Linked DNA regions of Homo sapiens: all the other regions are linked to region 1. A link is an interaction called in ENCODE POLR2A ChIA-PET data of the cell type or tissue named here. Cell type or tissue: B cell. All regions are shown on one strand. Each heading gives the region's core, and the rest is flanking DNA. Links, peaks and the distances in the headings are about the cores only.

Region 1 (7,037 bases), core at 2,696-6,695:
GGAAACATGGAAGGCTCTGCCCTGTCTGTCCACGTCGGGGGTTTCCAGAGGTCTGGGGTGGGGCTTGGGGGTCACTGTACCTTCTCTCCATTGGGGTTCCCCAGAATGTAGCAGCCCATGATGTGGATGACGTTCGGCTCTGGGTTCACTTTGCTCATCAGGCGGCTCAGCCGCTTCCAGAAGCTGGTGGAGAGGGGTGGGTCACCCAGTGGCAGGGGACAGGCACCCCACTCCACAGAGCGGACCGTGGAGGAGGGGCTGTGGGGGAGGGACATGCCAGGGCCTGGACTCTGCCTCCAGCCCTCCCCGCGCCCAGGGCACCCGGCTTCTCACTGAATCATGTCCTCTTCCTTCTCCACTTTGGCAAAGGTGGCCACCTTGTTCTTGAGGAGATAGAGGTGTCCAGGACCTCCCTGTAAGAAGCTGTGGTCAGGCATCTGCTCCTCCTTCCTCCCCCTCTCCGACACACATGCACCCACGCACATGCGTGGGAGGTAGTTTTGGTCTTCATCCCCCGGCCACGCTTCTTCCCCTTGATCTCCCCCACCACACGTCTTTCCCTTGATCTCCCCCACCACACGCCTCTTCCCTTTGATCTCCCCCCCACGCCTCTTCCCCTTGATCTCCCCCACCACATGCCTCTTCCCTTTGATCTCCCCCACCACACGCCTCTTCCCTTTGATCTCCCCCACCACACACCTCTTCCCTTTGATCTCCCCCACCACACGCCTCTTCCCCTTGATCTCCCCCACCACACGCCTCTTCCCTTTGATCTCCCCCACCACACGCCTCTTCCCTTTGATCTCCCCCACCACACGCCTCTTCCCTTTGATTTCCCCCACCACACGCCTCTTCCCCTTGATCTTCCCCCGCCTCTTCCTCTTGATCTCCCCCCCTCGCCTCTTCCTCTTAATTCCCCCCAATGCCTCTTCCCCTTGATCTCCCCCACCACACGCTCTTCTCCTTGATCTCCCCCCAATGCCTCTTCCCCTTGACCTGCCCGCCACGCCTCTTCCTTTTGATCTCCCCCCCACACCTCTTCCCCTTGATCTCCCCCCCACGCCTCTTCCCCTTGATCTCCCCCTCCACACGCCTCTTCCCCTTGATCTTCCCCTGCCCCTCGTCTCTTCCCCTTGATCTCCCCTGCCACGTCTCTTCCCCTTGATCTCCCCCACCACGTCTCTTCCCCTTGATCTCCCCTCCACGTCTCTTCCCCTTGATCTCCCCCTCCACACGCCTCTTCCCCTTGATCTTCCCCTGCCACACGTCTCTTCCCCTTGATCTCCCGCGCCACACGCCTCTTCCCCTTGTTCTGCCCTCCACGCCTCTTCCCCTTGGTCTTCCCCACCACACGCCTCTTCCCCTTGGTCTCCCCCGCCACGTCTCTTCCCCTTGGTCTTCCTTGGCCACACGCCTCTTCCCCTTGATCTCCCCACCATGCCTCTTCCCCTTGATCTCCCCCTCCACACGCCTCTTCCCCTTGATCTTCCCCTGCCCCTCGTCTCTTCCCCTTGATCTCCCCCGCCACGTCTCTTCCCCTTGATCTCCCCCGCCACGTCTCTTCCCCTTGATCTCCCGCGCCACACGCCTCTTCCCCTTGTTCTGCCCTCCACGCCTCTTCCCCTTGGTCTTCCCCACCACACGCCTCTTCCCCTTGGTCTCCCCCGCCACGTCTCTTCCCCTTGGTCTTCCTTGGCCACACGCCTCTTCCCCTTGATCTCCCCACCATGCCTCTTCCCCTTGATCTCCCCCTCCACACGCCTCTTCCCCTTGATCTTCCCCTGCCCCTCGTCTCTTCCCCTTGATCTCCCCCGCCACGTCTCTTCCCCTTGATCTCCCCCGCCACGTCTCTTCCCCTTGATCTCCCCCGCCACACGCCTCTTCCCCTTGGTCTTCCCCCGCCACGTCTCTTCTCCTTGATCTACCCCCCAAACACCTCTTCCCCTTGGTCTCCCCCAGCCACACGCCCCTTCCCCTTCATTTCCCCCCCGCCACACGCCTCTTCTCCTTGATCTTTCCCCCTCAATGTCTACACCTCTTCTCCTTGGTCTTCCCCAACCCCAGCCTCTTCCCCTTGGTCTCCCCCAGCCACACCTCTTCCCCTTGGTCTCCCCCAGCCACACGCCTCTTCCCCTTCGTTTCCCCCCGCCACACGCCTCTTCTCCTTGATCTTTCCCCCTCAACATCTACGCCTCTTCTCCTTGGTCTTCCCCAACCCCAGCCTCTTCCCCTTGGTCTCCCCCAGCCACACCTCTTCCCCTTGGTCTCCCCCTCAAACACCTCTTCCCCTTGGTCTTCCCACCCCAGCCTCTTCCCCTTGGTCTCCCCCAGCCACACCTCTTCCCCTTGGTCTCCACCCCCACGCCTCTTCCCCTTGGTCTCCCCCACAAACACCTCTTCCCCTTGGTCTCCCCACCCCAACCTCTTCCCCTTGGTCTCCCCCAACTTGACTTCTTCCCCTTGGTCTTCCCCTGCCCCACCACGATTCTTCTCCTGGTCAGGAGACGAGCACTGAGCCCCACCTGGCAGAAAATCAGCATTTTCCAGATCTTGGCTCCCTTGTGGTAGACGTTCAGCTTCCTCTCTATCTCCTCTGTGGGAGAGCGGGTGTGAGTGCTGCGGCCCCCACCCCAGCCCCAGGGGCACCCCCACCTGTGTCTGCCCCTCCCAGGCCTGGAACCAGCAGAGAGAAGGCCAATGAGGCACATACCAAGGATGTCCTCGAAGGTTGCGTGCTCATGGTCCTGGGGACAGACACAGGCCACAAGGCCACATCAAGGCTGCGTCAGAGCCAGCAGCGCCACAGCACCCTGGGGACCTGGGGTGCCGGCGCTGGCCCAGGGTGGGGCCGCAAGAGGGCATCTGTTGGGGGCAGGCCCGGGGCGGGACTCACGTAGAGGATGGGGATGATGGAGGGGTCATCCCGGCGGATGATAGTGGGGATGTACTCAGCCTTGGGCACCTTGGAGGAAATGAGCTGCGGAGACAAAGAGCTGCTCAGGGGCCCCAGGCCCATCCAAAAGCCAAGGGGCTGTGGGAGCCCCCATGAGGCTACCTTCTGGCTGCCAGGCAGCCCAAGGGTATAGCCCTGTGAGACACCCTCCCCCAGGCAGCTGGAGAAGGCTGCGTGGTCCCAGGCAGAGCTGGCTGGACTCGGGTTGGGGCGGAGTCCTGCTCGGGGTGTAGAGGAGCACTGCCCGGGCTGGGCCTCACCATGACCTTTGGTGGCACGAAGCCTTCGGTGTCGCAGGCCACAGCCTCCAGGCCCTTCTCAGTGTCCCAGTCCAGGTCCTCGAAGGCCTCGTCCAGCGTGCAGTGGGAGCTCTGCAGGTCACTGCCTGGGAAGCAAGAGGGTCACCAGGACAGCAGGCCCGGCAGCACCTCCTATCCTGGCCATGGCCCCAAGGCCCACAGGGCCCGAAAGCCCCATCCCGGAGGGTCCTCCAAGCAAGTGGGAGGACCATACAGAGGTCGCCGCCAGCCCGGCAGGACAGGCCTGTGGACACCACTGGGCAGCGGCCTGATGTGGGAAGGGAGACCCTGGTGCGAGGCCGGTGGAAGGCGCGTGCAGGCATCAGCTCCAGCCAAGTCCGCCGGGCGCCTGGGAGGGAGTGGGGGCGGGCACCGCAGCCCCCTGCCCCTGAGGGCCTCTTGCGAGTGGCGGTGGGCACGGCCCTACAGGCGCCCCCGGCCAGCACTGCCGCGGCCGTTGTTAGCCCCGCCTTTGCGATCGGAGATGCTGAGGGCGTCCCCATCTCACAAACAGGTAAACCAAGATTCAGGAGTGCAAAAGCGCAGCCCAGCGGCCCTGGCAGGGGACCCCCAGCAGGGGTCTGGGGTCTAGGGGAGGCTCTGGGGAAGGTGGGCGGGCCTGTGCGGGGCACCTACTGTCTCGGGAGTCGTGGGAAGTGTCGGCTTTCATGGGGGTGGGGTCGCTCCAGGACCGGCTGAAGCTCCGCTCGCGCCGCTCAGCGAACGCTGCAGAGAGCAAAACCCGCATTAGCGAGCGGGTGGGGCGGGGCCTCGGGAGTCTCAGACCCCAGGCGAGGGGACCACAGGGGCCCTGGGCAGAGGAGGAAGCTAATGTGGGTGGGGTCTAAGGCACATGAAGCAGACACGGACCAGAGGCTCGGTTGGTTCAGGGGCAGGATCTGAGAACACTGGGGCAGGGCCAGAGGCGGAGTCTGGGAAGGGAGGAGCCTGGGCCGGGCTGGGGGCGTGGCTGGGAGGGGAGGAGCCTGGGCCGGGCTGGGGGCGTGGCTGGGAGGGGAGGAGCCTGGGCCGGGCTGGGGGCGTGGCTGGGAGGGGAGGAGCCTGGGCCGGGCTGGGGGCGTGGCTGGGAGGGGAGGAGCCTGGGCCGGGCTGGGGGCGTGGCTGGGAGGGGAGGAGCCTGGGCCGGGCTGGGGAAGTGGCTGGAAGGGGAGGAGCCTGAGGCAGGGCCCGATTGGGGTTGGGGCGGGGGTCGTTCTTATCGCAGCTAGCAGCAAGCAAAGCCCCAACCAGCCAAGCGCAACGCCGCCCCCCCACCCCCGCCGCACGGGGTCTTACTCTGGGCCTTCACCCTCCGGCTGCCGACCATGCGCAGGTGTTTGCGGAAGTTCCTGGGGGAGGAAGCCAGGGGCTGAAGAGGGCCGTGAGAGGGTGACGGCAGCCCCTGCCCACCTAGCCCCCGTCGGGTCATGGCTCTACTCTCACCCCTTCGGTGTGGGAAGCCAGTGCTCTCCCTGGCTCCTGGCACCACCTCCCACCCAAAGGCAAATCCCACCCAGTGCTCTTCCCGCGACAGCCTTCCAGGGCTCCCCTTCAACTCCAGAACAAAGGTGCAGTGCCTGGCGCTCTGGATCAAGTCTCCTCCCGAGCTGCATTCCCAGGCTCTGACCTTCCGTCCTCGCCCGGGACTTACGCCCTGAGCCTCCACGCCCATGTGGCAGAGGATCCAGCCTGCCTGCGCTGCAGCAGAGCGGGGCTCCTGTCTGCACCACCCCATGGCGGGCTGGGGGCCTGCAGGAGCCCCCTCTCCTGCTCTGTGTCCTTGAGCCACCTCAGGGGCAGGTCCTCTCCTCCACCAAACTTTGGACCCTGCCAAGGCCCAACATCCAAAACGGGCAAAAAAGCTTCCCAGACACATCTGTGTGATTGGAGTGGGGGAGGGGGGCCTTGCTGCTGGCCCCAGCCCAGACAGAGACACGTGCCCTCGGAGTGCAGGACTGAGGGTGAGATGCTTTCCTGCAGCCCGGGCCACATGGCCTCTCCTGCCTGCCACGTCCCCAGAGCAGGGCCAGGCCAGTGGTCGCCACCACCCTTCCCCCATCAGGTCTGCCAGGGCCGAGGGGGCCCAGGCCAGGCCAGCACAGACCAGAGATGGACCCTGGTGGCGAGTGGCTGGCAGGCCCTACCTCTGGATTACAGACGCGGAATCATTCTCCCGTTTCCGGCGCTTCCTCTCCGCGTAGCCCCTGAACACCCTGGGAAACCACCGCGAGTCAGCACTGCCCTTGGCCGGAGGCAGGAGGGACACAGACGTCGGGACAGTGGTGCGAGCAGAGGGCCCAGCAGGGCGTCTGGGGCACGGGGCCCGGCAGAGGAGTCCCAGCCTGCCTCACCTGTCGAGGCCCAGCTCCCAGCAGGCCCTGCTGCGACCTCGGTGCCCGCTGGGAGCCAGGCCCGCAGAGAGCGGCACTCCCTCAAGACCCAGGTCCCTGGCCTGCCCAAACCTATTTGGGGTGGGAGGGTCTCCCCAGGGACAACAGCTGTGCCCTTAGGCACCAAGTCATACAGGTACTTACGAGATGCTGAAGCCAGGGCCAGAAGGGATGGCGTGAGAGAGAAGACACAGTGAGCTCAACCCCGGGCCTCCCCTCAGCCCCCACCCGGTCCCTACAGTTCCCTTCTTGTCACTGACCCAATAGGTCCCTCACAGGTAACCCAGCCACCAGCAGGATGCTGGCTACACTGCTGGCCAGCCCTGAATGGGCAACGGAAGCTGATGTCACTGCAGCCCATGCCACAAGGACTGGTTGCTGAGACCAGGCAGCCTGAGGCTGGGTGTGGGGTGGACTCCCCCGGGCAGGACACTTCTTTGGTGTGGGGACCAATGCAGCAAAGGGAACTTCCCTGGAAGGAATCCCAGAACAGAAAAGCCAAATGTATGTCAAGACAGAGAGGAGCAGGTCCCTGCGGGGACCCTGAAACTGTGATGACCTATGGCACGTATGAAACAGAAGTAGGCTTCTATTTGGGGTTTGAGGGAGGGCAGACACAGGCTGAGGAGAGTGGATAGGAGCAGGAGAACCTGCCACACCCCACACCCCACTGAGAGCTCATCAGCTGCAGCCCTGGGCCAGGTCCCCTGACTGTGTGTGTGTGGGGGGGGGGGCTGGGCACCAGCCATGGGAGGGGAAGAGCAGTCAGCCCTGGCCTCCCTGGCAGGCCTGGCACAGCATAGGCACGTGGGTCTGTTCAGAAGCAGCCCCCCTGGTAGGCCCAGAGACTGGGAAAAAGTGCTGTTTCCTGAGCAGCAGAAAGAGACCACCCAACCCTGACCCCAAGTCGTGGGCACAAGACTCACGCTTGCATAGTTGTGGTTGCTGTCTGGAAGCTGAAAAGATTTTCCTTGGGGAACCAGGTACGAATAGGGATGTCGTCTAAGAGAGACAAAAAGGAGCGGTGGCTGGGTGAAGTAGGGGTTCCTGAAGCCTCTCCCTCCCTGTTGGGAAGCAGATGCTTCTGGGTCCAGGGGTCAGCAGAAGCTGGCAGCCAGGGCGGGTGGGGGGAGGGTGGCATCCCCACACGGGCACAGAGGGCAGTGCTCGAATGTCTGCTGCTCACTCACCAAGACCACGCTCTTGGTAACTTGACGCTTTGATTTTTTTGGCTTAACTTTCCCTTTGGCCACCCAAAGTTTGAGAAACATTCCTTTGAAAGCACAGTCTGTCTCCAGGAGGCCCAGGAAAACAATGCGTCTGTTTCCCTTGGGCAGAAGAGGCTCTGAGGCCTTCTCTGCAGCCCCCATGCTCTAGCTGGAGGCCCTCACCGAG
Region 2 (9,973 bases), core at 3,102-7,101, 900 kb before region 1:
CACTCATATGGGGGGCGGGTCTGTCCTCCTTTCCCCAAAGCTGGGGGTCCTGAGTGTGGTTGGGGTAACGTCTGGTCCTCCTTAGAACAGTGGGGCTTGGAATTCATTCAAGGGAAGAAGAGTGAAGGAACGCAGATGCCGACTGCATGGAGCCCCCCCGGGCTGCAGCCCCTAGAGCCTGGGCGCTCTGTGAGCCAGAAAGAGAACGGCTGGGGAGAGGGCTGTGTGAGGCCCTGTTCTTCCAAGACCGCTGCGGAGGACCGACGGGGCCCAGGGACCCTGACTGAGGTGTGCCGAGCACAGCAGCTCTGGACAGGCCGCACCGGCCTCTCTGTCTGTCATCTGTCCACCTGTTGGTGGGCAGGAACAGACCTGATGCTGTAAGAAGAGGCCCCCAGGACCCTGCCTCTCCCATTGGCTGAGCCTGGACTGTGGAGCCAGCCGCCCTCACACTGGGCACAGATGACCGACTTAGGTTTTGAGAAGATCCAAACAGCAGCAGGACGTGCACCTGGTAGGGGTAGGAGGGCCTCCCCTGGACTCAAAAGTGTATTCGCGGAGCCCCTTCCCTGCAGCGTAGGCTCTGGGGGGACAGTGGCCAGGACGGAGGCCCTCGTGGAAAGGGGGAGATGTGAACAGTGAGCCTCCTGCATGCAGGCATCTGGGAAAGAACATTCCAGCCAAGTGGCTCTGAGCACACCCCGACCCTGGCCACCCTGGCCCTGTGGACCAACCCTGGGGCCCAGGATTAATGACAGCCAGTGCTCGCTGGTGCCTCCAGCCTGGGCCAGGCCTGTGGGCTGGTCCCTTCAATGATGGGGCAAGCTCAGCCCCGTCCACACCCTTCTCCTCCTCCTCTGTGCTTCCCTCCACCCCCAGGAGTGGGCTCCAGGTCTGTCACTCGTCACTCATGGGGGGCTGTGGGTTGACTCGTATTCCCCCAAAAGACTCGCTGTATACCCCCAGAGCTTGTGAGCAGGACCTGTTTTGGAGATGGGTCTTTGCAGATGTCGTCGAGTTAAGACAAGGCCATGCTGGAGTGGGGCCTGCCCTAATCCAACGACTGGGGCCCTTGGCAGGAGAGGGAGGTTTGGGGAGAAGGCGCTGGGAAGACAGGCAGAGGCTGGAGACAGTGCAGCCCCAAGCTGGGAGCACAGGGGTTGCCGGCACCCAACAGAAGCTGGAGGAGGTGGGAAGGATCCTCCCTAGAGCCTTGGGAGGGGGCCCGGTCCTGTGACACCCAGATTTTGGATTTCTGGCCTTCGGAACTGAGAGAGCACACATTTCTGCGGTTTGAAGCCACCAAATTTTTGGTAATTTGTTCTGGCCAGGAAATTAATACCAGGGATAAAGGTGTTTTAATGCAGACAAAGACAGTTTTTGAATTAACCAAGCTTTGCGCAAGGCTGCCGGGATTGACTGGGGGAAGTGAGGGACTCAGCAGCTTCCCCGACGCTCGCCAGGCACCGGCCTCCATACACGCTTGCTGGCGGTGGCTACGGCAGGTCGCTCTTCAGGTGAAACCACATAATGAGCAGCCTTAAGCCTGTCGATTTACACAGCAGAGGCTGCCTGGCCTGGCGCTCTTCCTGGCTGGAGGACTCTGCCTTCCCCCTCTGCCTGCCTGTGGCCACTCCGGCTGCAGAGGAGACTGGCAGACGACGTTCTCATCCCTGGTCGGGGCAAAAGTTCTGCTCAAATATGACAACGGTGAAACTCGGAATAGCGACAGAGCCAACCCATGATTGAGGCAGGGCTGGAGGCTTTCTGGAAAACGCACGGAGAAACACGAGGGCCCAGCTGTGCCCTGGGCCGCCCCATGAGTCCAGCCTTCTTCGTCCTAGTCCCTTCTCCAAAGAAAGGACAAAACCACTGAAAGGGTTCGTCTGGGTCACAAACGTCCCAAATTGGCTTCCGCGTGGAAACTAAACAAGGGTAGGTCCCAGCCCCTGGGATTCAGGTGAAACCCGAGGCCTGTCTGAGGTCACAGCGTCTTCCCGAGGACGTCAGCCCTGTTGGCTGTGTCTGGGGCCAGGCTGAGGCATAGCGGGCCAGGAGGCCGAGCTTCCCAAAGGAGCTGCACTGTCTTTTCCTTAGAATATGAAATCAATGTCTGCCACCTTGAATCCTCATGGACAAGACTCCTTGGAAGCCAGCCTGTGTCAGGGCCAGCGTCCCCCAGGGCTGACACCTACACCCTCGCATTCTCAGCGTGACTCGGGACAGTGGCAGAACCCGCTGGGTTCTCTCTACGGGAGTGCTTTTTTTTTTTCTTTTCTTTTTTTTTTTTTTTTTTTTTTTTGAGTCGGAGTTTCACTCTTGTTGCCCAGGCTGGAGTACAATGGTGTGATCTCGGCTCACTGCAACCTCCACCTCCTGGGTTCAAGCAGTTCTCCTGTCTCAGCCTCCCGAGTAGCTGGGATTACAGGTGCACACCACCATGCCTGGCTAATTTTTGTATTTTTAGTAGAGATGAGGTTTCACGGTGTTGGCCAAGCTGGTCTCGAACTCCTGACCTCAAGTGATCCACCTGCCTTGGCCTCCCGAAGTGCTGGGATTTCTGGCGTGAGCCACCGCACCCAGCTCGGAGTGCGTTATGACTAGAGGCAAAGACAGCAGCATGATCTTCAGCTTGCAAATGAGACACAGAATGACAATGAATCTTCACCGAAGTTAACTTGAACCTGGATGGATGAGTGGCCGGGTCGCCAAAAAGCTCCTCGGACCCTGCCAGAGTGTGAGCTCTGCCAGGAGGGCCGGGGCTCCAGGATCCCAGGCTGGGCAGTCACTGGCTCCCCCAGGAAGGGCCACATTCCGGTGGGCAGACAGAGGGTTGGGGAGGGTGGTGGGCAGCCAGCCGCCTGGATCCCGGCCGGGGCACCGTCCCGCAGAGCTTGTCCCGCACAGACTCAGTTTCCTAACCCAGCAAGTGGGAGTCCACTGTGAGAAGTCCAGCCCTACGCAGATGCGTGCGAATCCCCTAAGAGCCATGCCTGAGCCCTTGGCGGAAGCAGTTGGCTCCTCGTGTCATGCAAAGGGCGGCATTTTCATTCCTAACAGGGAGGTGGCCCCGGAGCATCCAGTTCAAAGGAGCTAGGATGATCCAGGGTCCTCTCACGTGGGCCTTGGTGAGTGGCCACACCCTCTGAGACCCCCTTTCATCCCCATAGAAAGGTCCTAGCAGGGCTGTGCCAGGGGGATCCGCGGGTGGCAGGGTGGCCCCATCTGCAGTGGGCCCAGGAGGATAGCAACAGGACTTAGCAGTGGTGGGATTGTATTTCTGGGCCCTTCTTCCCCCACAGCCCACAGCCTCCTGACGGGACCCCTCCCCCCAGAACCTGAAGGACGGACCTCAGGTGTGGAGCTCCCTCACCAGACAGAGGGGAGGAGCCCAGGTCCATCTCCTCAAAGGGACCCACCAGCCCCTCACGCGGCTGCACACAAGGCAGTCCCAGCCAGGCCCCAGGTTGAGGCAGACTCAGCCTATGTCCTCAAGAGGCTCCCTGGAGAAGGCAGGACCCAGAAGCTTCTCTCTCGGCTGACATGGCCTTTGCGGGCAGCCTTCCCACCCACATCCCCAGCATGAGCCCCAGCTCCTTGGAGCCCAGAGTCCAAGAAATGGCCTTTCTGCCACTGACCCCTCCCGTGGAATGGCTCCTCCCGAGCAGGGAACCTCTGCTGGGACCCGTCAGCTGCAAGAAGGCCCGTCCCCGAGAGAGCCCTGCAGGGCAAGGGGAGAGGGACCCCGGGGTAGGGGTGGAGAGCAGCTGAGGGGACAGACACAGAGAAGACCAGGCAGGGGCATAGCCTGCTGATGGGGGATGCCATCCTCTCGGTCACAGCTGAGCCAGGGCAGCCTCTAAGCTTCCTAAGTGGGGAAACCAAGGCAGAGAACCCCAGGACTGGGGCCACCGCTGTGGTCAGCCGGTTGGGGGTGGCCTGGGCCTCTCCAGTCTCCACTCTTCCATCCAGCTTCATGGGGAGCAACATTTTTTTCACCTCAAGGCCAAATTAGGAAGAACAAACATGTTTTATTTATCAGTGTCACTTTTTTTTTTTTTTGTTTTAGAGACAGGGGTCTCACTATGTTGCCCAGGTTGGACTTGAATTCCTGGGCTCAAACAATCCTCCTGCCTCAGCCTCCCAAGTTACTAGGACTACAGGTGCACCACTTAGTTACATTTTTTTTATACACGTGAAAACAGCTTTTTTGCTGGGCGCAGTGGCTCACGCCTGTAATCCTAGCCCTTGGGGAGGCCGAGGCAGGTGGATCACCTGAGGTCAGGAGTTCGAGACCAGCCTGGCCAACATGGTGAAACCCCGTCTCTACTAAAAATACAAAAATTAGCTGGGTGTGATGATGGGAGCCTGTAGTCCCATCTACTCAGGAGGCTGAGGCAGGAGAGTGGCATGAACCAGGGAGGCGGAGGTGGCAGTGAGCCGAGATCGCGCCATTGCACTCCAGCCTGGGTGACAGAGTGAAACTCCATCTCAAAAAAAAAAAAAAAAAAGAAAAGAAAAAGAAAGTAGTTTTTTTTCCCCCTATGCTAAAAATTCAAACAAAGCAAACAAGCAAATTTTTAGAGAAGAAAATTCCATTGGCCACAATCTGTAGCAGGGAGAGCTGTTTTTTTTGTTTTGTTTTTGTTTTTTTTTTGAGGCAGAGTCTTGCTCTGTCACCCAGACTGGAATGCAGTGGTGCAATCTCGGCTCACTGTAACCTCTGCCTCCCGGGTTCACGCCATTCTCCTGCTTCAGTCTCCAAAGTAGCTGGGACTACAGGTGCCCGCCACCACGCCCAGCTAATTTTTTGTATTTTTAGTAGAGACGGGATTTCACCGTATTAGCCAGGATGGTCTCAATCTCCTGACCTCATGATCCACCTGCCTTGGCCTCCCAAAGTGCTGGGATTACGGGCGTGAGTCACTGCACCCAGCCTGAGGGCTGTGTTTTAAATGAAACATGCACCTCTTTGCTCCTTGATATGGTTTGGCTCTGTGTACCCCCACCCCCAATCAAGTTGTAATCCCCACATGAAGGAGGGACCTGGTGGAAGGTGATTTAATCATGGAATGGACTTTCCCCTTCGCTGTCTCCCTCTCCTGCTCTGGCCGTGTGAAGACAGAACCCACTTCCCCTTTGCCTTTCGCCATGATTTCCTGAGGCCTCCTCAGCCATCCCTCCTGCACAGCCTGTGGGACTGTGAGCTGATTAAACCTCTTTTCTTCATAAATTACCTAATTCTCAGGTAGTTCTTTATAGCCGTGTGAGAAGAGACTAACACAGAAAATGGTACTGGGAGAGAGGCACTGCTCTAAAGATGCCTGAGAATGTGGAAGCAGCATGGGAACTGGGTCGTGGACAGAGGCTGGGACAGTTCGAAGGGCTCAGAAGAAGACAGGAAGGTGAGGGAAAGTTTGGAACTTCCTAGAGATTTGTTGAATGGTTGTAACCAAAATGCTGATAGCGATACGGACAGTGAAGTCCAGGCTGAGGTGATCTCAGATGGAGATGAGGAACTTATTGGGAAAGGGAGGAAAGGTCACTCTTGCTATGCTCCAGCAAGGAGACAGGCAGCACTGTGCCCCTGCTCTAGGGATCTGTGGAACTTTGAACTTGAGAGAGATGATTTAGGGTATCTGATGGAAGAAATGTCTAGGCAGCAAAGCATTCGAGATGTGGTCTGGCTGCTTCTAAAAGCTTATGTTTATTTGCATAAAGAAGGAAACGACCCAAAATCGGAACTTATGTTTAAAAGTGAAGCAGAACATAAAAGTTTGAAAATTTTGCAGCCTGACTATGCAATTGAAAAGTAAAACCCATTTTCTAGGGAGGAATTCAAGCCTGCAGAAATTTGCATAAGCAAAAAAGAGCCAAATGTTAATCACCAAGACAATGGGGAAAATGTCTCCAGGGCATTTCAGAGACCTTCACAGCAGCCCCTCCCATCACAGGCCTGGAGGCCTGGGAGGGAAAAATGGTTTCATGGGTCAGGCCCAGGGCCCTGCTGCTTTGTGCAGCCTTGGGACATGGCACCCTGCATCCCAGCCACTCTAGCTCCAGCCATGGCTGAAAGGTATACCTCAGACCATTGCTTCAGAGGGTGCAAGCCCCAAGCCTTGGCAGTTTCCATGTGCTGTTGGGCTCACAGATGTGCAGAAAGCAAGCGTTACGGTTTTGGAGCCTCCACCTAGGTTTCAGAGGATGTATGGAAATGCCTGGATGTCCAGACAGAAGTCTGCTGCAGGGGGTGAGCCCTCATGGAGAACCTCTACTAGAACAGTTCGGAGGGAAAATATGGGGTTGGAGCCCCCACACAGAGTCCCCGCTGGGGCACTGCCTAGTGGAGCAGTGAGGAGAGGGCCACTGTCCTCCAGACCCCAGAATGGTAGATCCACTGACAGCTTGCACTGTGTGCCTGGAAAAGCCACAGGTACTCAATGCCAGCTTGTGAAAGCAGCCACAGGGGGCTGTATCCTGCAGAGCCAGAGGGGTGGAGCTGCCCAAGGCCTTGGGATCCCACCCCTTGAGTCAGTGTGGCCTGGATGTGAGACATGGAGTCAAAGGATATTGTTTTGGAGCTTTAAGATTTAATGACTGCTTCAGATCACTTGAAGTCAGGAGTTTGAGATCAGCCTGGCCAATGTGGTGAAACCCCATTTCTACTAAAAATACAAAAATTAGCTGGGCGTGGTGGCAGGTGCCTGTAATCCCAGCTACTCGGGAGGCTGAGGCAAGAGAATTGCTTGAACCCAGGAGGCGGAGGTTGCAGTGAGCCGAGGTCGTGCCATTGCACTCCAGCCTGGGGGACAAGAGCAAGACTTCATCTCAAAAAAAAAACAAAAAACCGTTTAATGACTACCCTACTGGGTTCAGGACATGCATGGGGCCTGTAGGCCCTTTGTTTTGGCCAATTTCTCCCTTTTGAAATGGGAGCATTTACCCAGTGCCTGTACCCACATTGTATCTTGGAAGTAAGTAACTTGTTTTTGATTTTACAGGCTCATAGGCAGAAGGGACTTGTCTTGTCTCAGATGAGACTTTGGACTTTTGAGTTAATGCTGAAATGGGTTAAGATTTGGGGGTCTGTTGAGAAGGCATGATTGTGTTTTGAAATGTGAGAAGGACATGAGATTTGGGAGGGGCCAGGGCTGGAATGATATGGTTTGGTTCTATGTCCCCACCCAAATTTCATGTCAAATTGTAATCCCCACATGTTGAAGGCGTGGCCTGGTGGGCCATGATTGAAGCACGGGATGGACTTCCCCCTTCGCACTCTCTCCTGCTCTGGCCATATGAAAATGGTGCCTGCTTCCTCTTTGCCTTCCACCATGATTGTAAGTTTCCTGAGGCCTCCTCAGCCATGCCTCCTGAACAGCCTGCAGAACTGTGTCAATTAAACTTCTTTTTTCATAAATTACCTAGTCTCAGGTAGTTTTTATTTTTTGAGACAGAGTCTTGCTCTGTCGTCCAGGCTGGAGTGTAGCAGCTTGATCTCGGCTCACTGCAAACTCCACCTCCCAAGTTCAAGCGATTCTCCCGCCTCAGCCTCCTGAGTAGCTGGGATTATAGGTGCTTGCCACCATGCCCAGCTAATTTTTGTATTTTTAGTAGAGACAGGGTTTCACCATGTTGGTCGGGCTGGTCTCGAGCTCCTGACCTCGTGATCTGCCTGCCTTGGCCTCCCAAAGTGCTGGGATTACAGGCTTGAGCTGCTGCGCCCGCCCTTAGGTAGCTCTTTATAGCAGTGTGAGAATGGCCTAATACACTCCTTTACTTTTTAGAGCCCCTAGGAGCAGAGTTAGGGGTAGAAGTGTGTCCTGGGGTCCAGCTCGATCCCTTTCCTCAGCTCACAGGACCCTCTGATGGAGCCTTCCACAAGCCCCACAACCCAGACTGCTGGGCTCGTCATTATGGTTGGAAACCACAGTCATTTTCTTAAAACTTCACTCGGTGCCCATTGCCCCACCAGACTGGGACCTGCAGAGGACAAGGGTTGGGTGGGTGCAGCATGCCAGGGTCAGCATAGACTTAGTGCGGGGATGGGTGGTGAGTCAAGCCGGGGCCCTCCGAGGCAGCACTGGGTCAGCTTTCAGAGCATCGGTCCTGGGACTTTCTCTGTGGCGTCCTCCCGGTGGCCATGCCCTCCAGCCACGGGAACTCTCCCTTGTAGCCCAGGGTACTTGGCATCTCAGGAAGGCCCTGCGTTCCAGGTGGGCCAGGAACCCCTGCACAACTCAGCTGATGGAACCAAGTGGACAGGAGACTAACCCAAGATGCTCTGTGCTCCAAAAGTCACTGAGTCTCTTGAGAACAGCCTTTGACCCAGTGGTGGGGAGGCCCCGTGGCCTGGTCGTGGCCGTGGTCAGATCACCGTGGCCGGGGTGAGTGAGGACGTGTGCTGGACGGTAGCCTTGTTTTCTCTGGACAGTGCTGGAGCTCATCTGGGACTCCACCACCACCCAGTGCTTGCCCGCGACCAGTGGCTCCTGTGAGGAGGGGACCCCGTGGCCCGTGGCTCCCGTGCTCCTGCGTGGACCGCATGCCCTCAGTTCTGGCTTCTCCTGGCCGCCTCGAGTCCCACAGCCGAGAGGGAAGACTCCCGAGAGAGCTCCACCCAGAGGCGCTACTGAGGGCCCACGCTGGCCGCGTGCGACCAAACCCTCCTGAATTGTTCACCTTAGAGCCAGTGTGTGTAGCTCATCTTAATCATTGAGTTTGCATTTGTTTTAGAGTGAAAATATGATTTGCCCCAGGTGAGGCCCAGCTCCGGAATGAATGTGCTGTGCTTTATGCCCAGGACTTGGGCTCTCCCTGGGGTCCAACGGTTGCCCCTGTTGCATCCTCCTCACCCCAGCTTTCCCCCCAAGGCAGGAAGGGACACTGAGGCGGCAGGTCTGGGATGGGCATTAGGACTCGCTTCCTGCCCTGCAGGGCTCCAGAATCACTGGGGAAGCCCGAGGAGAGCTCAGGAGTTGAAATTCAGCCCGTGGAACCGGGATCCTTGATCCTCATATCCACCTGGTCTCTGCCTGAAGCTGGGTGACCTCAGGCAGGTGACACTTCCGCTCTGCACCTTGGGTGCCCTTCTGTGGAATGGACTCACTTTTGGCACCTGTGAGGGGATGAGGTGGGCTCAGTGGGCACTTGGTGCTTGGCCCTGGGCCTGGCTTGTGGTCAGCACTTTCAGTGGACAGCTGTGGTTTGGGGACCCACTGTTCCCCTAACCATCTGCCCACGTGTTTGGACTTCTGGGCCCAGGCTGCCTGGAACAGGGGGGCCTAGGACCTGTGCAGACCCTATCTTCCAGGGGAGTTGCCGACCTGGGGGACATGAGCCATCTTTGCCACACCGTGGGAAGGGATTACCAGGGAGGGAGCCCACATCAGGGTCAGGGAGCCCAAAGAGGGACAGACACAAAGTCCAGGCAGCATTGCCGGAGCCCTGGATCCAGCCACGCCAGGAGCTGCTGTGATTCTGCAAGCGTTCACTGCTTACAAGGCAACTGAACAGTCATCTTCCCCTTTTGACCTCCAGCGACCACCCCTCAAGATCACTGGGAAACTGAGGCCTGAGAGGGAAGGACAGCATTGAAGGTTGTCCAGGAGGTTAGAGCAGACGGGAGGAGAGCCCCGGCCTCCAGGTCTCCTTCCCACGGGAGCCCGCTGGCTGGGTGTGTGGGCCGCCTGCCTGAGCCGCTGCTGTGGGAACCACCCGCTTCCTGAGCTCCCCTGAGCCCCCGCCCGCTGCCAAGCCAGCCTGGGAAAGCCCCTGTGGCGGTGAGCTCGGGGCTCAGAGCAGACCCTTGACCCAAAGCCTGTCACAGCAGACGCCGCATCCTCCCCTTTCCTCCCAGCCCGCGTGGCTAGGCTGGGGTCTGCCCTGCTAGCGGCCTCTGGCCTGGAGCCTTCTCCTGCCTAGGCCCAGCAGTGGGCCCCCCACCAGCATGGACCCTTCTGTAGTCCCTGCGCCC
Region 3 (9,973 bases), core at 3,546-7,545, 800 kb before region 1:
CAGATGACAATGGGCCCGGTCGGCGACTGCAGGTGGCCCTGCGCTCTCTGGCCTGCAGGTCACAGGCTCCAGCCACGGCCAACAGAAAAAGACTCTCACGGCCTGGCTCACCCACTGTCAGTCAGGGACGCAAAGGTCCCTCTCACAGCAGGGCCACGACCTGAATCTAGCCACTGGGCTCAGGATGCCTCCCCGGGAGGCAAGCGAGAGCCCTGTCACCACGGAACAGGTTAGAGGGGCACAAGCCTCTGTGGGCCTCTCCCACGCCCCCCACCCCCCACCCCCCGTGCTTCTGCAGAAGTGGGGGCCTGCAGGGGCTCTGGTGCCTTCCCACAGCAGGTGTCATCAGGGCAGGAACACAGTCCCCACCGCCTACCCATGGGTTTCACGTGCTGGGGGCAGTCATCACCCCAACCTCAAGAAGCCAAGAGGACTGGATGTGGCCCCAGCACCCCACCAGCAGCCATGTCCTCCCAGGGAGGGAGCATGACTTACGCCTGGGGCAGAATAGGCTGCAGGGCCTGCTGGGAAGCCGTTCCCGGACCCCAGCTCAGTCCTCCGGCAGATTCACTCAGAGGAAGGTAGCACTGGTGACCTGGCCGGTGCTAGGCCCCCAAGCCCGCCCGCCAGCGTTCTTCAAGTCTGCACGTCCGAGGGCGGGAGGGAGCATGGACCCTGTCAGCCCCACCCTGACTGGGGTGGCCCCATATCCACCAGAGGGCAGCTGGGCCCAGTCCGGGCCATCCCCTTCGGGAGCCAGCACAGCAGGAGGGCCCCTTGTCAGCCAGAGCCTGGGTGGACGGCAGAGCCCCCGGGGCCGCCTCTGGACTGAGTTTGTGCCTCACCTAGCTGGGGCCTGACCTCGAGAGGTCACTGTTGCCCTGGGCCTCAGTTTCCCCATCCAACAGGTGGGGAGAGCGTTAGCACCCACATCACGGCGGCCCCACAGATCAGTGCAGCGTGAAGTACTCAGCTAACCCTCCAGACCCCGGAGGCTGGGCCTCCCACCCCGCTGCCCCTGACCCATCCTGCACATCTGCCCCCACCTGGCTCCGCTCGCTCCCCTTGCTCCCCTCAGCCTCCCGTCCCGCTGGGTGGGGGCCTCCAGCGCCTCCGCCTCCGCCTCCGGGCTTCCAGGCAGGAAGGCGGCGGAGAGGAGCGTTTCCGCGCAGGCTGCTGTGCTGGGAGTGCAGCCTGTGATAAGGACACACATGGCCGGCTGCACGTCCGCCTTTTGTCCCTGGCTCCCGCCAGCCCTTCCTGCTCCGGCCTGCAGGGTGGGGACTATGGGCCCGGCTGCAGCCCTCCCCCGACCCCCACCTCCACTCTGCCCCTGGCTCCACAGCCCCTGGGGTCCTGGCTGCCCTGGGGGAGTTTGAGGCCCCCAGTAGCAGCTACGGCTGGGGCCCCGGACAAACTGGGGGTGTAGGAGCTCTAGGAAATCAACCCCAGGGAGGCTGCTACGGCTAAACAGAAGCATCAGCCCCAACCCAGCAGGGCCAGATGTTCTGCTCTCCCTCCCCCAGTTTCGGCTGCCGGGAGGGTCCCCACCGAGAGTCCCCCCCGACTCCTGCACAGGCCTAGCCACAGGCTCCCTCCCGGGCTGGACCGACCACTCTCCTGCTTGAGGTCCCAGAGAGGCGCTGGCCTGGCCCGGCCCATGTGCCCCACAAACACCCCTGGCTGCTCCTCCGGCATCTGTCTTAAAGTGCCAGCCCAGCGTGAGCCCCGCATCAGCTACCGAGAGGTATCCATCCTTACCCCCGACTGCCCATGGTGCCTACGCGGCAACCTCACAACCGGTCTGCTGAGCTGGGTGGAGGAGAGGTTCCACCCACCCCAGAAGGAGTCCACTCCCATCCCCTAAACTCCAGGAGCTGCCCTTGGCTGAGGAAGGACTGCAGAGGGCACGGGGCAGGCTGAGCCCAGGGTGGCAGGGGCTGCATGGTGCCCGGGATGCCTGGCAGGAGAGAGACCCGCAGCCCAGAAGGCTTCCTCTCCAGGACTGGGGGCCCCTCAGTGCTCACACTTCCCACTAACTGCCAGCATCCCCTACAACATGGCCCACGTCTCAAGGGATTGGAAGGAGCCCCCGCAGAGGCCATCGGCACGGACTAGAATGCAACCCAGTGGGGCATCCACCGATGTGGTCAAACGCTCAGCCAAGATGGTGGGAAGCGTTCAGGTCTGAGGCATTTCTTCTTTTTCTTGAATAACACCTTTATGGCTGGCCACGGTGGCTCATGCCTGTCATCCCAGCACTGTGGGAGGCCGAGGCGGGCAGATCACCTGAGGTCAGGAGTTTGAGACCAGCCTGGCCAACATGGTGAAATGCTGTCTCTACTACAAATACAAAAATTAGCTGGGTGTGGTGGCGGGCGCCTGTAATCCCAGCTACTAGGGAGACTGAGGCAGGAGAATTGCTTGAGCCCAGGAGGCAGAGGTTGCAGTGAGCTGAGATCGTGCCACTGCATTCCAGCCTGGGAGACAGAGTGAGACTCCACCTTGAAAATAAAATAAAAATAACAGCTTTATTAAGAAATCATTTATATACCATACAATTCACCCATTTAAAATGTACAATTCAGTCCGGGCTCGGTGGCTCATGCCTGTAATCCCAGCACTTTGGGAGGCTGAGGCGGGTGGATCACCAGGTCAGGAGTTTGAGACCAGCCTGGCCAATATGGTGAAACCCTGTCTCTACTAAAAATACAAAAATTAGTCGGGCGTGGTGTTGGGCACCTGTAATTCCAGCTACTCGGGAGGCTGAGGCAGGAGAATCACTTGAACCTGGGAAGCAGAGGTTGCAGTGAGTTGAGATCGCGCCACTGCACTCCAGGCTGGGCGACAGAGGGAGATTCTGTCTCAAATAAATAAAATAAAATAAAATAAATAATAATAATAAGCGGGCGCAGTGGCTCACGCCTGTAATCCCAGCACTTTGGGAGGCCGAGGCAGACGAATCACCTGAGGTTGGGAGTTCAAGGCCATCCTGACCAACATACAGAAACCCCATCTCTACTAAAAATACAAAATTGAATGGGCGTGGTGGTGCATGCCTGTAATCCCAGCTGCTCGGGAGGCTGAGGCAGGAGAATCACTTGAACCCGGGAGGTAGAGATTGTGGTGAGCTGAGATTGCACCATTTCACTCCAGCCTGGGCGAAAAGAGTGAAACTCCGTCTCGAAAAAAAACAGAAAGAAAGAAAAAAAAGAAAATAGTAATAATAATAATAAAACGTACAATTCAGTGGGTTTGAGTAATAATTACATCATTAATTCTTTAAAATTATCAAATTATACATAACATAATTTGCCATTTTTTCCATTTTTTTCCAGACAGAAGTAACTTCTAAAACATTGCTAGGGAAACGCTCTGACATCTTCCGTAGAGGTGAAAAAGCACAGGTCTGACTCAGGTAGCTGCGAGTTCAAGTTCAGCCGCAGGCTCTTCCCCAAGGTGCTGGTCTTCGCAGGAACCCCTTGCAGGCAGCTGCAAAGAGCAGCACGGCGCGCACACACAGGGTCCGGCTGGCGTCTGGCCAGAGCAAGGGAACAGTAAGTGTGTCCTGGAGGCGCTCGCCATGCACTCACACGCCATCTGTGGATTCGGAAGTGACCTCCCCCTCGGTTGATGAGGGTTCTCTGCGTCTGGAGAACACAGGACGTCCACAGGAAAGTTCTCCCTCCTGCACTCCCGGCTGGCTCTGAAAATTATGAAGTAAGTTGAATGCTCTGAGGGCTTAATTCCATCTGCCCAACTTTTACATAAAACAAGGAAGTTGAGCCCAGTTTAGGGGAAGAATGTACAGAGCACCAGGAGGCAGGGTCTCCTCTGAAGTCTTTTTTTGGACCGAATCTCACTCTGGCCCAGGCTGGAGTGGAATGGCATGATCTCGGCTCACTGCAGCCTCCACCTTCCGAGCTGAAGCAATTCTTGTGCCTCAGCCTCCTGAGGAGCTGGAATGACAGGCATGCGCTACCATGCCCGGCTAATTTTTATATTTCTAGTAGAGATGGGGTTTCACCATGTTGGCCAGGGTGGTCTCGAACTCCTGACCTCAGGTGATCCACCCACCTCAGCCTCCCAAAGTGCTGGGATTACAGGCGTGAGCCACTGCGCCCGGCCTCTCCTCTGAAGTCTTATTGCCTACGTTTTTTTTTTTTTTTTAACAATTAGGCATTGTATTTTATATTCTTTTCTTTCCCTAGTGCACTGACTACTTATTTTATTTATTTTTTTGTTATTGTTGTTGTTTTTTAAGACAGAGTCCCACTCTGTTTCCCAGGCTGGAGTGCAGTGGGGCAATCTCGGCTCACTGCAACCTCTGCCTCCCAGGTTCAAGTAATTCTCCTGCCTCAGCCTCACAAGCAGCTGGGATTACAGGTGCCTGCCACCAAGCCCGGCTAATTTTTGTATTTTTAGTAGAGACGGGGTTTTGCCATGTTGGTCAGGCTGGTCTTGAACTCCTGACCTCAAGGGATCTGCCCACCTTGGCCTCCCAAAGTGCTGGGATTACAGGCGTGAGCCACCACGCCCTGCCTGTTTGTTTTTTAATTGACAAACGTGGTACATATTTATGGTACATGGCACGTTATGGTCTATGTGGACATTCGGGAACAGCTACGTCGAGCCAGTTCATACCTACATCACCTCCCGTGCTTACCTTTGTGGTGATGAGAAAGACTCTCTCGGAAATTTTCAAGAGCACAGTGCCTTTATTCACTCAAGTCGCTGGGTGTCCCATAGATCTTGGCACCGACTCCTCAACTGAAACTTTGTGTCCCATAGATCTTGCACTGACTCCTCAACTGAAACTTTGTGTCCCATAGATATTGCACCCACTCCTCAACTGAAACTTTGTGGCCTTCCGCCAACATCTGGCCACCCCGCCCCGCCCACCCCTGGGAGCAACTGCCCCACTTTCTGCTTCTAAGCTCCACTATTTCACACTCCACATATGAGTGAGAGCATGTGGGATTTGTCTTTCTGTGCCTGGCCTATTTTACTTAAGATTGTGACCTTAGGCCAGGCGCAGTGGCTCACGCCTTTAATCCCAGCACTTTGGGAGGCCGAGGCAGGAGGATCACCTAAGGTCAGGAGTTTGAGACCGGCCTAGCCAACATGGTGAAACCCCATCTGTACTTAAAAAAGTACTAAAAAATTAGCCGGGTGTGGTGGCGGGCCCCTGTAGTCCCAGCTGCTCAGGAGGCTGAGGCAGGAGAATTGCTTGAACCGGGAGGCAGAGGCTGCAGTGAGCCGAGATTGTACCACTGCACTCCAGCCTGGGCGACAGAGTGAGACTCTGGCTCAAAAAAAAAAGATTGTGACCTCCAAGTTCACACATGTGATCACAAGTGACAGGTCTCCTTGCTGAAGGGTGAACAGTGCCCCGCTGTGTGTATCCGCCACACTTATTCATCCATGCATGCACTAACTTTGTTTCTTGGCTATTATGAACAGCGTGCGACGCCCGTGGCCTGCAGCTATCTCTTAGACACATCGATTTCATTTCCGTTAGGTCTATACCCAGAAGAGGGATTGCTGGGTTACATGCAATGTTTAATGTTTTGAGGAACCTCCACACTGCTGTGCCACTTTAGCCATTTTTAGGTGTCCCTCAGGGGAATTCTATTCACAATAGGGTGCGATCACCACCACTATCTATGTCCAAAACTTGTTCATGCTCCCAGAGTGAAACTCCACGCACCTCAGGTGTGTGTCCCCGTTCTCTCCTCCTGCGGTCCTTGGTAACCACTAAGCTGCTTCCTGTCTCTATGGCCCTGCCCGCTGTGGACATCTCTTGTCAATGGAATCACTCAGGGCTCGTCCATGCCGCAGCTCCTGCCAGGGTGTCATTCCATTTTTTTTTTTTTTTTTTTTTTTTGAGATGGAGTCTTGCTCTGTCGCCCAGGCTGGAGCACAGTGGCGTGATCTCGGCTCACTGCAACCTCCACCTCCCGGGTTCAAGCAATTCTCATGCCTCAGCCTCCCAGGTAGCTGGGATTACAGGTGCGAGCCACCATGCCCAGCTAATTTTTGTATTTTTAGTAAAGACAGGGTTTCACCATGTAGGTCAGGCTGGTCTTGAACTGCTGACCTCAGGAGATCCGCCCGCCTCGGCCTCCCAAAGTGCTGGGATTACAGGTGTGAGCCACCGCGCCTGGCCTAGTGTTAATTTTTTTTTTTTGAGACGGAGTCTCGCTCTGTCGCCCAGGCTGGAGTGTAGTGGCGCAATCTCAGCTCACTGCAACCTCTGCCTCCGGAGTTCAAGCGATTCTCCTGGCTCAGCCTGCTGAGTAGCTGGGACTAAAAGCGCGCACCACCACACCCGGCTAATTTTTGTATTTTTAGTAAAGACGGGGTTTCACCATGTTGGCCAGGCTGGTCTCAAACTTCTGACCTAAACTGATCCTCCTGCCTCAGCCTCCCAAAGTGCTGGGATTACAGACGTGAGCCACCACCCCGGGCCTCATTCCTTTTTTTTTTTTTTTAATTTTTTTTTCCCCTTTTTAAATATTTGAGACAGGGTTTTGCCAAGTTGCACAGGCTAGTTTTGAACTCCTGAGCTCAAACAATCCACCATTCTTGGCCTCCCAGAGTGCTGGGATTACAGATGTGAGCCACCGCCCCTGGCCAGAGCTTCATTCCTCTTTACGGCTCAGCAGTGTCTCACTGTACGGATGGGCCTTGGCTTGTCAATGCACTCATCCGTGGATGCGCATCCGGGTCTATCCACCTCTCGGCTCCTGTGAGCACAACGCTGTGTGTACATTGCGCGTCTGTTTGAATCCCTGCTCTAGGGGAATGTACCTAGCGTGGAGTTTTGGAGACTGTGGTAATCCTATGTTGAGTCTTGTGAGAAGTGGAGGGACCCTTTCTTTGTTTGTTATTATTTTTAAATTTTTTTCCAAACTCTCTTCTCTCTGAAATTAAAATGTGTTCATATAAACTGTGGCCCTGGAGTTGGGCGTGGTGGCGTGTGCCTGTTATCCCAGCTACTCGAGAGGCTGAGGCAGAGAATCACTTGAACCACAGAGGCGGAAGTTGCAGTGAGCTGAGATTGCGCCGCCGCACTCCAGCCTGGGTGACAGAGTGAGACCCTGTATCAAAAAATAAATAAATAGGCCGGGTGCGGTGGCTCACACCTGTAATCCCAGCACTTTGGGAGGCCGAGGCAGACAGATCACGAGGTCAGGAGATCAAGACCATCCTGGCTAACACAGTGAAACCCTGTCTCTACTAAAAATTTAAAAAATTAGCCAGGTGTGGTGGCGGGTGCCTGTAGTCCCAGCTACGTGGGAGGCTGAGGCAGGAGAATGGCGTGAACCCAGGAGGCAGAGCTTGCAGTGAGCTGAGATCGTGCCACTGCACTCCAGCCTGGGCGACAGAGCCAGACTCCATCTCTAAATGAATGAATGAATGAATGAATGAACCATGGCCCACTCAGACTGTGGACTCCTACGAAGCAGTACTGAGTCACAGACACACACAGCACTGACCAACCCTAACCCATCACGGCCACGCGCAGTGGCTCACACCTATAATCCCAGCACTTTGGGAGGCCAAGGCAAGCGGATCACCTGAGGTCAGGAGATCGAGACTGTCCTGACCAACATGGTGAAACCCCATCTCTACTAAAATTAGCCGGGCATGGTGGTGTACACCTGTAATCCCAGCTACTCAGAAGGCTGAGGCAGGAGAATCGCTTGAACCAGGGAAGCGGAGGTTGCAATGAGCTAGGATTGTGCCACTGCACTCCAGCCTGGGCTACAGAGTAAGACTCTGTCTCAAAAAAAAAAGAAAAGCCATCGTGCTGGGCACAGGGCACTGGCCACTTGGCTTCCACAACACAAATCTCCCAGGAGCAGCAGAGAGCACGTCGGGGCTGCCAGGGGTCAGGCAGAGTGTGAGGGGCTTCGGAGGGGTGGGAAACATCCTATCCATCCTTGGCGGTGACGATTACACGGGGGTGCTCATTTGCCCAAATGCATTAAACTGTCCACGTAAAGAGGGTGCCTCTCGGACGATTTTAGGGCAGAGACGTCCGTGCCTGATACTGTCCTGGCAGCCACGTGCCCTCATACACTTGCCCAGACCCTGAATGTGCTACACGGAGTGACCCCAATTACACCGTGGGCCCCGGGTGACTGCGACATGTGAGTGCAGGTTCACCCACGTCACAGACGAACCGCTCCGGTGCAGGGGGAGCTGCGCACGTCGGGGCGGGGGCTGTGGCGTGGGACCTCTGTACCTTCTCTCAATTTGGCTGTAAGCCTACAACTGCCCTAAAATAAAGTCTCTTTATTTATTTTTTTATTTATTTTTACGCAGCTCTCTTTTCCTTAAAATAAAGGCTCTAAAATTGTGTGATTCCACCTCCCTGAGGCTAAGCGAAAGAGCCGCGTCTGCCCCTGTCCTTCCCGGGGGCTGGCAGGGAGTGGGTGCCCGGCGGTGACTCAGCCCTGCAGCCTCCCAGCCCTTCCCCGTATGCGGGCAGGTGATGCGGACGCCTCCGACCCTCGTGGGGTTTGTGGAGAGCGTTGATCAGCGCTGCCGTCAGAACAGGACCTGTGCGAGGCCTCGCAGATGCCGGGAGCCGGGCGGTGCTCTCGGTGCTTCTCATCAAATCCACTGGCTCTTCGAGAGGAAGCACATGTCACAGCCCAGCTCAAACAAGAAGCAAGAAAATCACTCTTCATTTTGGAATTGTAAAATAAAGTAGAAATTATCCTCAGGCTAGAGTGACCTTCCCGTCCTGCCCCAGCCACCCCCCACCTCCCAGCACCTGCCGGTAACAGCCCTGCACACAGCCCCGAGACCCTCCGCCAAACCCAGCCCACCACCCCCGGGAGGGCTGTGGAAGAGGCTAGAGAGCGCATCCCCTCTGGCTCCTGGGGTGGAGGCCTGCTGTGGGTTGGCTGGAATCAGCCCCCCTCCCCCGTGTCCTGGGCCCCTGCAGCCCTGCGAGGCGGACACCTAGCCACCCCTCATCCCAGGGAAGCCAGGGCCAGGGAAGGGCCCAGGAGGGGAGGGTTCGCCCTTCCTGCTGGATGTCGTTCCTTTAAAAATCCCTGCCGCTGGCCGGGCGTGGTGGCTCACGCCTGGAATCCCAGCACTTTGGGAGGCCGAGGCGGGCGGATCACGAGGTCAGGAGATCGAGACCATCCTGGCTAACACAGTGAAACCCCGTCTCTACTAAAAATACAAAAAATTAGCCGGGTGTGGTGGGGGGTGCCTGTAGTCCCAGCTACTCGGGAGGCTGAGGCAGGAGAATGGCGTGAACCCGGGGGGCGGAGCTTGCAGTGAGCCAAGATCGCACCACCGCGCTCCAGCCTGGGAGACAGAGAGAGACTCCGTCACAAAAAAAAAAAAAAAAAAAAAAATCCCTGCTGCTGGAGTGGTTGGGGGAGCCGGCTGGGGGTGCAGACTGTGGTGCCACTGTGGCCGCCGCCATCATTGTCACCATCATCAGCATCACCATCATCAGCTGCCATCCCTGAACCCTCAGGCTTTGCTGGTGGCTGGGAGGGAGGCCGAGGCTGGCATGGCCTGCTGCCCTGACCTGCTTCCTGAACGCTCCGGCCACCCAGGCCTGCGTGGAGTAGGGTCCACGGGCAGACAGATGGGCAGGCCCCTTAGGCAGAGCAGCCCTCCCCATCCCGGCAGTGTGGGGGTCTGCCGGGCAGCCTGAGAGAGGAGTTTCCAGTCATTGCCCAGGCAGGGGTGGCTCAGGAAGCTGCAGTCCCCCCCAAGAGGCCTGATGGTGCTGGGCGGGTTTGCAGCATCCCGGCTGAGAGTCCAGTTGGTGTCACCTGGGCCAGGATGGTGGCCAGTGGCAGCAGCAAGGATATAGGCATGGGGGTGTCCTGCCTGATGCAGAGTCATGGCCAGGGCCTGGGGAGGGACCTGCCCCGTGTCCCCTCCCTGCCTGGGGAAGGGCCCGGACCACCTTCACACAGTCACCCTAGGG

The links. Peaks named below come from ENCODE experiments on the same cell type or tissue, not always from the same donor. Only the 100,000 strongest peaks of a DNase experiment are listed, where the experiment ranks them.
Region 2: POLR2A ChIA-PET joins it to region 1 with 6 read pairs; 1 of 35 experiments calls an interaction of 5 or more read pairs at or near these places.
Region 3: POLR2A ChIA-PET joins it to region 1 with 8 read pairs; 1 of 35 experiments calls an interaction of 5 or more read pairs at or near these places.

What each region holds. Positions count from the first base shown.
Region 1 is chr9:137,449,843-137,456,879 of GRCh38, forward strand. NSMF (NMDA receptor synaptonuclear signaling and neuronal migration factor) reads right to left here. Exons shown (of 16, transcript NM_001130969.3): 4 at 6,569-6,644; 5 at 5,787-5,792; 6 at 5,397-5,465; 7 at 4,549-4,601; 8 at 3,889-3,978; 9 at 3,214-3,338; 10 at 2,894-2,977; 11 at 2,711-2,744; 12 at 2,523-2,593; 13 at 334-413; 14 at 81-183. MIR7114 (microRNA 7114) reads right to left here and starts at 244; the gene lies at 184-244. RefSeq lists enhancers at 1-626, 2,363-3,246, 3,247-4,128, 5,013-5,894 and silencers at 4,225-4,274, 4,335-4,384. In B cell, for the core only: no CTCF peak of the experiment used is centred there; DNase peaks (open chromatin) are centred at 3,159, 4,099, 4,525, 5,599 and 2 weaker places; H3K4me3 peaks cover 1,194 bases; H3K27ac peaks cover 607 bases.
Region 2 is chr9:136,553,520-136,563,492 of GRCh38, forward strand. No RefSeq gene overlaps it. Among named protein-coding and RNA genes, the nearest start is that of NALT1, 11 kb to the left of the region's middle. In B cell, for the core only: no CTCF peak of the experiment used is centred there; a DNase peak (open chromatin) is centred at 5,126.
Region 3 is chr9:136,645,360-136,655,332 of GRCh38, forward strand. It overlaps LNCEGFL7OS (lncRNA EGFL7 opposite strand), which reads right to left. Exons shown (of 2, transcript NR_135132.1): 2 at 3,251-3,706. It overlaps LOC102724193 (a long non-coding RNA gene), which reads left to right and starts at 1,325. Exons shown (of 4, transcript XR_930443.3): 1 at 1,325-2,185; 2 at 3,339-3,720; 3 at 8,037-8,159; 4 at 8,335-8,737. RefSeq lists a cis regulatory region at 1-1,673, enhancers at 304-1,001, 1,002-1,698, 9,743-9,973 and silencers at 641-690, 1,301-1,490. In B cell, for the core only: no CTCF peak of the experiment used is centred there; a DNase peak (open chromatin) is centred at 5,492; H3K27me3 peaks cover 500 bases.